Regions from separate parts of the Homo sapiens genome. Here regions 1, 3 and 4 are each linked to region 2. Evidence: chromatin contacts called from ENCODE Hi-C or POLR2A ChIA-PET data. All regions are on one chromosome and are shown on one strand. Each heading gives the region's core, a stretch centred on a gene start or an enhancer-like site at or near the end of the contact. The rest is flanking DNA. Distances are from core to core; before and after follow the strand shown.

Region 1 (2,700 bases), core at 55-2,554, 320 kb after region 2:
GTTCGATTTTCAGAGTCGACTGTCCAGTTAAATGCATCAGAAGTGTTAGCTTCTCCGGAGTTAAAGTCATTACTGTAGAGCCTGGTGTCATCATTTAATTGCATTAGGGAGTTCGTAGTTGAGCTCAAAGAAGTATTTTCTTCACAAAGAATATCCATGTCTAAGCCAGAACTTGTAGCAGATGAGGTGTAGAAGGACTAACAGGTTATAGTTTCTGCTCACCATTCACCTTGATGTACCCACACTCTGTAACACTGAGGCTGGTGTACATGCTGTTCTCCCGGGGCTGGATTTTTGTCTTCCATTATTACAATGATAGTTAAAGAACTGAACTGTGGTGGCTGTAAGTTTTCTTCATTCACAATTTTAGGAGAGTCCACTGTTTGGTTTTATTATTTTCTCACCAAACCGAGGACAAAAAAGCAGAATGAACTTTTAGCATAGAGGTTGCAGGGTTTTTTTTGAGCGCTCGGGAAGATAAATGTCCTGGACAAAGAAGAAAAGTTTTATAACTACTGGGACTCTTGTTTAACTATATCTCATTTTGTTGGTTATGCCGATGGTACTAGTTTAGCAACAGTATTATTAAAATAGCATGCAATCAGAAACAGTGGGGATGTACACATTCTACATTAAGAAAGTCAATTAAAAATACATCCAGTGTTAATCCCATAGTAATTGGATGTACTTTGGGTTACAGTTCTCAGCCATTCTTAAGCTGAATTGCCACAGCTGCTGTCAGGAATTTCAGCTCCTATAATGTTGCTTAGCTAATAAAAGGAAAACAAAAAAGTCTTAAGTAAAGATTAGCAGACAACTTTCCTCCCTGGAAATTCTCATTGAAATGATTACATGTTGGCCAAGCATGATTTCAAACCGGAAAGAAAATTACACAGCAATAAAATATAGCGGCATGAGAACTTACATTTGTCTTCAGGGTCCACACATGAGATACATTTGTTATTCTGTGACTCGCTGCATCTCTCACAGTAATTAAACTGGTGTAGAGTCCCCTCTTCTTGATCTTCCACCAGCATAATATGATAGTAATTTGGTTTCTGTTTTGCTGACTTCAAAAACTGCATGCAAGAGCTGAGCCAGCTCCCGCACTGCTAGGATCCTGTTGGCTTCCTCTGGCACGGCTCGGCTGGGTTCCTCCCTCCCTGTGCGGCTCGCCTCAGCAGGCACACATTTAGAAATCATTCACGAGCCCCTCAAAGTCGCACAAAAGAACTGCATGGGAAAGTAGGAAGAGCTGTCTGCACCAAGGGACTCCTGGTTTCCACGGGAATGGAGTAGCTCTCTGACTGTCTCGTTCATTTCATCAGACCTCCCTCTATGTGTATGTCATAAGCTGCAAGGTAGCAACAGCCAGGAGGGCGGACCAAACAGGCTTTTTCTTCTCCCTCTTTTTGCTACATATTAATATTGGGAAGTTTTCCTTTGCTTTTGAGAGAAACTGGAGAAATGGCCTTTTGTGCAGATTCCCATTAAGGTAGGTAAGTGGCACTGTGGTAATTTTTTAGGCTGAAGGGTGAAGAGAGAACATAAATAAGGCTAGAAAACAGTATGTCCTCGGAGTGCTGTGAGTGTCCGGCACTTCCATCCAAAGCCAACAGTGTTTGTGTCCAGAGTGGAATTACTGACATTGGCCACATAGGCTCAGGGTGGCTAGGCACGTCTGTGGTGATAACTCTGATAAACTATTAGCACTATTTTTATTTAATAGATACACCATTGAACTGGCTTATTTTCTTCAGCAGAAATATGCCACCCAGATATTATTCAAAACCTCACATGTGGTAGGAAATAAGTTGGTTTCGCAGTACCAATTTTTTTCCCCCACCAGTAATGACAACTTGCCTTACTTGTAAAGAAAGCCCTTTCCCAAGTAGGTTTCTAAAGGAGGCAGTTCGATCTCTCTCTTTTTGCAGGCATGAAAATATTTTCCTCAATAGTTGGGTTTTGCTACAGTTCTATCACCTTCTGTTCTTCACATTCTCCCTGGACAAATTCAACCACTCTCATGCCTTCAATATGTTTGTGGCCAAGTCTGTACCTTCATAGCTGATTATTTCTCTCAGTTCCAGACCTAAATCTCTAGCTGCCCATTGGCTCCTTCCATGGTAGCCTGGGAGACCTTGACCTCAGCATCTTCCCTCACTCCGCATCCCCCTGCCCGGCTCTCAGTGCTTGTTCCTACCCATTGGCTTGCATGATGGAATCACCACCTCTTCAGACAGCTGCTGTTATCCGCGACTCTTCCTTCATTCTCGCTGCCAGATCCCACTTCGTCTCCGGTGCTACCTCTGTATGCGTGTTTCTCACATGTCCTCTCCTGCAGCCTGCAGCTGGCACCCTGTGGTCGAGATCTAGCCACCTATTTCCTGGGTGGGTGCCTTAGTGCCCCCCTCACTGCCATGCCTGCCACCCTCCTACCCCTCCACGTTAAATATGCACGCTGGCGAGCAGGCAGCGGAGAACACAGACCTTAGAGTTCCTTGGTTTTGGATCCTAGCTCTATCACTCATAAACAGTAGAACCTCGCCTCATCTAGTTGCTCCCTTTAAAGCTCAGTCTTCTCACTTGTAAAATGGGATAATACCTTCCTCATAAGATTGTAGTGAAGCTAAACTGAGATAATGTGTGTAAGTATTTGGCCCATGTCTGGCTTATAGGAGGTTCTCAAGTAATGTCAGC
Region 2 (2,722 bases), core at 115-2,614:
AACTTATACGCATATTCTAAAACTTGTAAAAGGAAGTTAAACACATTTTAATCATTTAAAAGGTTTTTTAAAAAGTCAACCCATGTAACTTAAAAATGATTATGAAGCACTTGTTTACTTTCGGTTGTCTGGCATTTATTTGTGTGTGGGGTTTTTTTTTTTTTTTTTTTTTTTTGGTGTATGGGCTATTTATTGCTTTTTCTTAATTTTTTCCTTGTGTGTTTGGAAAGCAAAATCCAAACAAAGTCCTTTTTGGCAGTGGTAATAATAAATATTCTGTTTAGCCTTTGGATGAGGTTTACATGATGTATCTATAAGCACATTCTGGAATATTGGAATAACAGTTTCCAATCCTTTTGATCAATGGATAGTGGGATAAATGAAAAGTTCCAACCAAAATATACCTACTGGACAAGAACCATCATCTTTTAATAGGCAGAAATCCTCTTTAGGGTCCAGCCTTCCTTTCATTCCTGTTCTACATTGTCAATGACTCTGACCACAGGAACAGAGAACTGCTGGATAGGGTGCAGTGCTGCTGGTCCCCTCTATCATCACCAGCACAAATAATTGTATTAATTTTTTTTTTAGGAGTGGAGTTTAAGCTCAGCTGTGCACCCCAGACATTGATGAAGATAGTCTATCGTATGACTTAGAGTCACAGAACCACAAGATGCGTGTGTGATTATCTAAATAAAGAGCTCTTACTGCAACCTTGTGACTCTGGTGATAGAACTGGGCGTGGGAGGGCTTTCTCATTCATGTGCTGTGCACACAAATGATTCTCTAAGTTGAAGGACACATTGCTCTGCAGCATAACTGAAAAATCTGTGCATGAATGTGTGTGTGTGTGTGTGTGTGTGTGTGTGTGTGTTGTGGGGGGGATGTGGTCTCATTCCTACTTGCAAAAATCCTCCAGAAGGGGTTTTCAAAGCATTGCACAGCTGTTGCTTGTCAGCTTCTTGTGTTGACTAGATGTCAGCAACACTTCCTCAACTTTGGACAATGACTTGAAAGCAAGATCAGTGTGTGCTCATGGGATGGATTTAAATGGAATTGAATGATACAGAAACCATTGCCTAATTTATATTTAGGTAAGTCATGTTTTCTTTCTCTCTCTCTTTAAATTTTTCCTGAAATGCATGTATGAAGCTCTTTTTGGCTAAAATGAGAGAATGAAGCAGGCTCCTGAGTCCTTGAGTGAAGAGGATCCATTGAGAAGTCCAGAGGGAGAGAGAATGAGCTTGATTAACGGCAGCACAGGATTGGCAGGAGTGATATAAAATAGTACATCATCTCAGAGTGACCTAATACTCGACTTTGGAATGCATTTTTATTTTTGGCAGTGGATTTACCTCCCTGTGTCCTGCCTGGACAAACGTTGGAATTAGTCAGCATTCCTTAAGCACATGCTGATTATGGCCAAAGAAAGTGGCAGGCTTGAGGCTTGCTGGCGACCAGGAGAAAGCCAGCTGGATTAGACATTTGCCGTGAGCCTTTTGTTCATGTAACTTATGGGGCAGTCTCCTAAGCCAGAGAAACAAGAAACTCAAAGGCAGTTTTAGCAAGGTTCTCATGCATGGCAGCATATTTTAATACTAATGCTCCCTTTAGGCAGGCCCTAAATAAGAATGTCTTGTTCTAATTTTTTTCCGTAGACTTAAGATTGTTGGGAAAAAACTTGTTAGAATTCCCAAGTGAAACCATTTAAATGCCTTGGCTTCTGATAACTGGGAGTCCTGAGTGAAGTTGTCAGTTGCTGCTGAACTCAGCAGAAATAATTGCGCTCCCTATGCCAATGATCTGTGCATATTTTGAGACCATTCTGAGACCAAGGAGGCTATCACAACATGTTCACATTGCTATCGTTGATTAGAGCCCTGAGCTTTACATGTTGTCTCCTGTGGTGTCCTTCGGAATATTGGAGAGCCATGCCTCTTTCCTTTCAATGTTCTCAACCTGGCCCAGCCAGGATTAGAGGCTCCCTTCTGAGGTTCAGTAGAATTTTATATTTACCCTTTATCATTATTCACCTTACTGTATTGCACTTCTCTGTCTACAGTCTCCAGCATTCCATTACAGTGCTAGGACTATGTTGGCATTTGTATTCGTTTTTCATTACTTCATAAGAAATTGCCCCAAATTTGGTGGCTTAAAATGATGCACATTTATGATGGCACAGTTTCTATGGATCAGGAGTCCAGACACAGTTTGGCTGGATTCTCTGCCCTAGGTCTCACAAGGCTGTACTCAAGGAACTGGCTGGGGCTTCTCTCATCTGAAGCTTGGAGTCCTTTTCCAAGCTTTCGAGGTTGTTGGCAGGATTCGGTCCCTTGTGATTGTGGAACTCATGGTGGCCTTTTTTCTTTCAGGCCAGCAGGAAAAGGTCTCTGACTTGAGGGTGGGCCCCAGTCCTTCTTTTATTTTATTATTATTTTTTGAGACAGAGTTTCGTTCTTGTTGCCCAGGCTGAGTGCAACCTCGGTGCCATCTCGGCTCACTGCAACCTCCACCTCCAGAGTTCAAATGATCCTCCCACCTCAGCCTCCCAAGTAGCTAGGATTACAGGCACACGCCACCATGCCTGGCTAATTTTTGTATCTTTTAGTAGAGATGGGATTTCACCATGTTGGCCAGGCTGGTCTCGAACTCCTGACCTCAAGTGATCCACCCACCTCGGCCTCCCAAAGTGCTGGGATTACAGGTATGAGCCACTGCACCT
Region 3 (2,700 bases), core at 146-2,645, 410 kb after region 2:
TAAATGTATAATGTCATGTGTTCACCATTAAAGTATCATACAGAGTATTTTCACTGCCTTAAAAATCCTCTGTGCTCTGCCTATTCCTTCCTCCCTATCCCCAAACCCCAGCTACCTCTGAGCTTTTGTACTGTCTCCATAGTTTTGCCTTTTTAAAACAAATTATCTTTGCTTTTGAAAAGACATAGAATAATAATTACAACATTATATATAGATGTGTATCTATGCAATATAGGGTTTCCCTGGTGTAAGGCAGTAAGAAGGGGTGAGTAAAAGTATAGAGGGAGCTAGGTCTGAAATTAGAAATAGGTGTCCTTCCCTTTTACATGGATGGAGGAGGGTGATTGGTTTTGGAACAGGAAGTTCAGGGAAGCTTCACCAGAACTTGCCTTAGCCCTTAGCATCCCTAGCCAGGTGTGTTCACTAACCCTTGTTCTGAGGAATAGCACTGTGGCAGAACAGATGTTGGCACTGGGCCCTGGTAGGTAGGGTTCTTGTCCCTCTTTTACTGGCTGGTGAAGGCACGTGGGAATAGTTCTCAAATATGGTTTTCCTGTCTGTAAAATTAGGAAACTGATTTATCAGACCTAGATTGATTGCCTGGACTTTTCATCACAGTCTCAATCTCAAATCTGAGGTTCCCTTCTCTGACTGTACATCGATTTTGGCTTTGTATATGTGGCCACTGAACTTCTCAGGTCTGTCCCAGACTGAATCTTTGATCTTTTTTCACTTCTGCAAAATGCAGGAAGCCCTTTCTTTGTTGTGGTCCCTGTGATGCAAGCTTGGTCAAAAGAAGAAAAGAGCAGAGCTGTGATAAGCTGATTTTAGCAGCAGCGCTCCATTTAGCACCAGGCTGTGTATCCCCCATGAACAGCACAGCCCACTGGGTGCTGGTGGCAGGAATGGCTTTTTGCAGAGACCAAGTGGGTCCAAATGAGAAGGGATTTTCCCATCTTGAACTCCTCTCTTCTGCTGAATTTTCACTGGGGTATAATTTGTTAGTATCTGGCATCGATCCCCCTGCAGGTCATCATACCCATTCCTTTCAGAATGTGGCTGGTAGTCATGGGCAGGGAGAGAGGGACCTTGTATGGAGTTTTGCAGACAGGGCTTCTGATCCCATATACTACAAAATCATTAAAAAACCACCTATCATGCACATGCTGTAAGGTAGGCATTGTGAAAAATGTTTTTCCGTACATTCACTCCCTTATTTTGGTCACTAAACTGCATGTTCATTATCTTTTCAACCACAGGCTTTTGTCCAACATTATAATATTGAGACCTATGGCATACCCTATACTCTTTGTTTCCATCTTCCAGATCCCGAGTCCAGCTACCAGCTCACTACACCTCTGCTGTCCTGCTGTACTTGTATCTTTAAGACACCTGTGAGACCTTTTCTGTGCTTTCAGTTTTATGTGATGGCTTGGCATGCAAACACAAGTATCTCTAGGAAGGCATTCAGGCCTTGAGAACCCTTTGGGGTGTAGTAACAGGAACTTCCTCTTGTGAATCATGCCTTTCATGTAAGAGCAGTCCTGTTAGGAGCACATTATTGACCTCTGCACCTATTCATCAGCCAGAAAGTGTTTATTTACTGAGTATATCCTGAGGTACTGAGATCATTGTCATTGCAGTGTTATTTTGGATTAAATATACATTTGTATTTTTGAAAATTTTGGCATAGTCTACTTTCCCTTGAAAAGAATAACATCAGTAATAACTGGCTGATTTAGGAATCTGTTGACTAGCTTGTCATATAATAGCTTATTTTTCCCCCTTTGAAACTGAAATAGTTGGATTTCTGTAACCTGTGGTATTTTTCTTGGGAATCATATATGTAAAGACTAAATTAGAGGTGAAACTAAGTTTAGTTTGTACATTAGATTTAATTAGTATGAAATTAATTTTAATGTTCTTTTTTTTTGAGACAGAGTCTCACTCTATTGCCTCAATTACTCCAAATTAATTTTCATCGGAACTTCAATAAACATTTTTTTTTTTTGAGACAGTCTCACTCTGTCTCCCGGGCTGGAGTGCATTGGCATGATCTCAGCTCACTGCAACCTCTGCCTCCCGGGTTTAAGCGATTCTCCTGCCTCAGCCTCCCGAGTAGCTGTGATTACAGGTGTGTGCCACTAAGCCTGGATAATTTTTGTATTTTTAGTAGAGAGGGGTTTTTGCCATGTTGGCCAGGCTGGTCTCGAACTCCTGATCTCAAGTGATCTCCCCATCTCGACCTCCCAAAGTGCTGAGATTATAGGTGTGAGCCACCATGCCTGGCACTGATAGTCTTTTGAGAGAAATGTATTTGTTCATTAAATGTAGTTCAAACAATTCTGTTTCCTCTCAAAAACATTGAATAATTTGGGGAGAAAAACTAACAGATATGTAACTATTAGAGAAGTATCAAGTGTGTTGTATGTGAATTTAAATATCATAGAGAAGGAAAGGTCAGTATAGGTTGAATGAATCTCTTTAAATTATAAACAGCCTATTCCTGCCTCTGGTTGGTTTTATACAAAATGTATTAGTTGAATTTCCCTATACTCAGACCATAGTACTGATAGCTCACCAATCTTTGATTTATAAGAATGGTAGAGGTTGTTCCTGGATTCTGCAGATACAAAACATGCCTGTACCTAATCACATTTGGTTGATAAATTCATTTAAAAAAACCAGAAATGTGAGTTA
Region 4 (2,700 bases), core at 3-2,502, 410 kb before region 2:
AACCACAGCAGGTAGGTCAAGATGAAAAGCCTTGAGCATCTGTAACAATATTTTTCTACGAGATTTATGAGTGGAGAGGATAAACTCAGAGAAGTCAAACAGCAAGAACACCTTTAAATTTAAAAAATCCAAAATGCTTCAGTGATTTAACAGCAAATGCAAAAGAGAAGTGGATTAACTTAGTTTAAAAGGTAAAGTGGAGAAGGGATAATCAGCAACTGACATTGCTGTGATACTGTTTGTTGTTGTTGGGCAGAAACATGAATAGATATCTGGAGAGAGTCCCTTTTACCATCAGCATGAGCAGCATATCCTGGAAACACAACCTAACTTTTGGAGACAGAAGGAACCTCATAAATAATTTATTACAATGTCCTCATTTTATAAATAAGGAAACTGAAGTTCTAATGAGAAGAAATGTTTTATCCATGTACAAATTCTCAAGGCAATGCCAGGCTGGAGCTTGTAAATGCAGGTGCTGATGAGCAGAGCAGGAAAAGGATGGAGTTACCATTAAAAGGGCCCCTAAGGTCCATAACTGAGCAGAGACCTTTAAGTAATTAAACTGAATGTGCAAAGGGCAGTAATTTCACAAAGCAAAGCAGCAGGAAGAGGACATAATTAGTGTAAAAACAGGCAGACCAGATCATTTTTAAGAAAGACATTGAGCCAGGTGCAGTGGCTCATGCCTGTGATCCCAACATGTTGGGAGGCCGAGGTGCACGGATTGCTTTGAGCTTAGGTGTTCGAGACCAGCCTGGGCAACATGGTGAAACCCCATCTCTACCAAAAATACAAAAATTATCTAGGTGTGGTGGTGCATGCCTGTGATCCCAGCTACTCGGGAGGCTGAGGTGGGAGGATCACTTGAACCCAGGAAGCGGAGGTTGCAGTGAACTGAGATCATGCCACTGCACTCCAACCTGGGTGACAGAGCGAGACCCCATTTCAAAAACAAAAAAAAAACAAAAATGCACCCATTTTAATTCACGCATATTTGAAAATATGGGTTATGATAATATTATAAGATTAATAAGTAATATAAGTAAGATTAGTTGGTGATGGCTTTAGTTTGCAAATTACTGGCACCATATAGGCAGCAAACTATACAGATACTGCTGCAGTAATGGGCATGCTGAGGCATCTGGAGCTTAAAAGGAGGGGCTAAAGAAAGCATGTATCTTCCAAGGTATAAGTGAGTGGTTTCTTCAGCTCTGCCCGACTGCTCCTGCATTGAGTGTGGCCCTTTTTAATGACTACATCATCTAAATATGCCCTGCCACAAACCATTTTCAGGTCTTCTGCAAATCCGTGGTCAATCTGGGAAATCCCCTTCTGAATTACTGCCCAAATCAAAAATCTATTATAAAAAGACAACTCATTCATCAAGGTCACGTCTGGGCTGCTAGTTTTTTGTGTGAGTGCATGTGAGAGCACTTAAATTTATTAAATCAATAGTTGTAGAATCTCAAGACGTTGGCCAAAAAAAAAGCATTGGTTGTTCATTTTAAAAAATTATATTATTTTTAAAACCTTAAGAAAAAAAAAGCCCCACCTCAAACTGCAAAAGCCACAAAGCCTGTTCATTTCTTAAATCAGTGAGTTTTGAGTTTCTGCTTAAAGGGTGCTGGTATTTCCCAAGTCAGTAGCGAAGGGAATTTCTGAGGATGAGTTATCATAAAAGTACCTGAACTTAAGTTCTCTAAAGTCTGAATATAGAAACAATTTGTGGGAGTTTACTCTTGAACACAGTGCTGCAGAATTTACAGAAGAAAAAACATCCTCTAAAGTAAATGTAAAAATGTAAATGGAATTTTCTCTGGGGAGTTTCATAACTGATAATTAAAAGCAGAAAGGCTAGAAAAGGTGACCTGTCTAGAGAGAGATGCTCAAGGGGTGGAATCATTTCTGAAAGATGGTAGTGCTGGGCTAGTCAGTATTTTGATTCAATATACTGATGCTGAATCATATAACCTGCCAGGATCAGGGAGGCATCTGTGACCTGGTATCACCTTGCCAAGGGACTCTTTTGAATGTGCCCCACTTTTCCTGCAACTTGATTCAGTAGTTAAAGTCAAACCGGACACTCAGGACTCAAGTTCCTAGCTCTGCCTCAATAAATTTCAGTACATTTCCAGAGGGGAAATTATACAACTTCCAAACATCTCAAGAACAATCAGTAATCCAAAAGAACACATCATCTAGAATAACATTAATATTGTAAGCTTTAGCATTAGACTATGACAACTAAAGAAACGAAAAATAAAATATGTAGGACTATGAAGCAAAATAAAATACCCATACATTTTTAAAAAGCCATCAAGATTAATCTATTTAAGGAAAAAACATTGCTTTTACTTAATCCTGTCCCCTTCATTTTATAAAGTAGACCACTGTAGGAGATCTTACTTTGCGAATATATGGAATTTACTATATATTCTTGGGATATCATATCTCTATGGATACAGATATGACTAACTTTTACATAAAGGATGATTCAGAAAATATAATTTTAAAATGACTTTGTTTTTAAGAAACCAAATAATTATAAATGGCCTTAAAAACAGATGGCCAGTTAAAGGGACTCTGATGAATCTTTTTGTCAAGTCAGAATCTCCTCCAGATTGTCCTTTTTCTCCCTGCAGATACATGGATTCTCTCAAAGCCTACAGAATTCTTCTCTCTGCAGGCTCTGATGTA

Evidence for each region. A loop is a pair of places that touch in the nucleus more often than their neighbours do. ChIA-PET counts read pairs that join two places held with the same protein, here RNA polymerase II (POLR2A). Pooled maps may share reads with other maps.
Region 1: a map of heart right ventricle shows a loop between it and region 2 (5-fold over the local background). The contact joins the promoter of HTR2A here to the enhancer-like site in region 2. A Hi-C loop is called at or near these places in 1 of 168 maps with a recorded cell type or tissue (heart right ventricle). POLR2A ChIA-PET finds 5 or more read pairs at or near these places in 1 of 52 experiments (activated CD8-positive, alpha-beta T cell).
Region 3: a pooled map shows a loop between it and region 2 (3-fold over the local background). The contact joins two enhancer-like sites. A Hi-C loop is called at or near these places in 3 of 37 single-sample maps with no recorded cell type and 2 of 50 pooled maps.
Region 4: a pooled map shows a loop between it and region 2 (3-fold over the local background). The contact joins two enhancer-like sites. A Hi-C loop is called at or near these places in 1 of 168 maps with a recorded cell type or tissue (GM12878), 5 of 37 single-sample maps with no recorded cell type and 2 of 50 pooled maps.

The regions. Positions count from the first base shown.
Region 1 is chr13:46,895,749-46,898,448 of GRCh38, forward strand. It overlaps HTR2A (5-hydroxytryptamine receptor 2A), which reads right to left and starts at 1,305. Exons shown (of 4, transcript NM_000621.5): 1 at 926-1,305; 2 at 1-486. The coding sequence starts at 158.
Region 2 is chr13:46,574,672-46,577,393 of GRCh38, forward strand. The region is part of intron 1 of LRCH1 (leucine rich repeats and calponin homology domain containing 1); the gene reads left to right. Among named protein-coding and RNA genes, the nearest start is that of LRCH1, 23 kb to the left of the region's middle. Within about 2 kb of position 1,365, at least 7 of the 41 ENCODE cell types and tissues checked have a DNase peak (open chromatin) inside an H3K27ac peak, as active enhancers do.
Region 3 is chr13:46,982,601-46,985,300 of GRCh38, forward strand. No RefSeq gene overlaps it. Among named protein-coding and RNA genes, the nearest start is that of HTR2A, 87 kb to the left of the region's middle. Within about 2 kb of position 1,396, at least 5 of the 41 ENCODE cell types and tissues checked have a DNase peak (open chromatin) inside an H3K27ac peak, as active enhancers do.
Region 4 is chr13:46,164,424-46,167,123 of GRCh38, forward strand. The region is part of intron 1 of LCP1 (lymphocyte cytosolic protein 1); the gene reads right to left. Among named protein-coding and RNA genes, the nearest start is that of LCP1, 16 kb to the right of the region's middle. Within about 2 kb of position 1,253, at least 6 of the 41 ENCODE cell types and tissues checked have a DNase peak (open chromatin) inside an H3K27ac peak, as active enhancers do.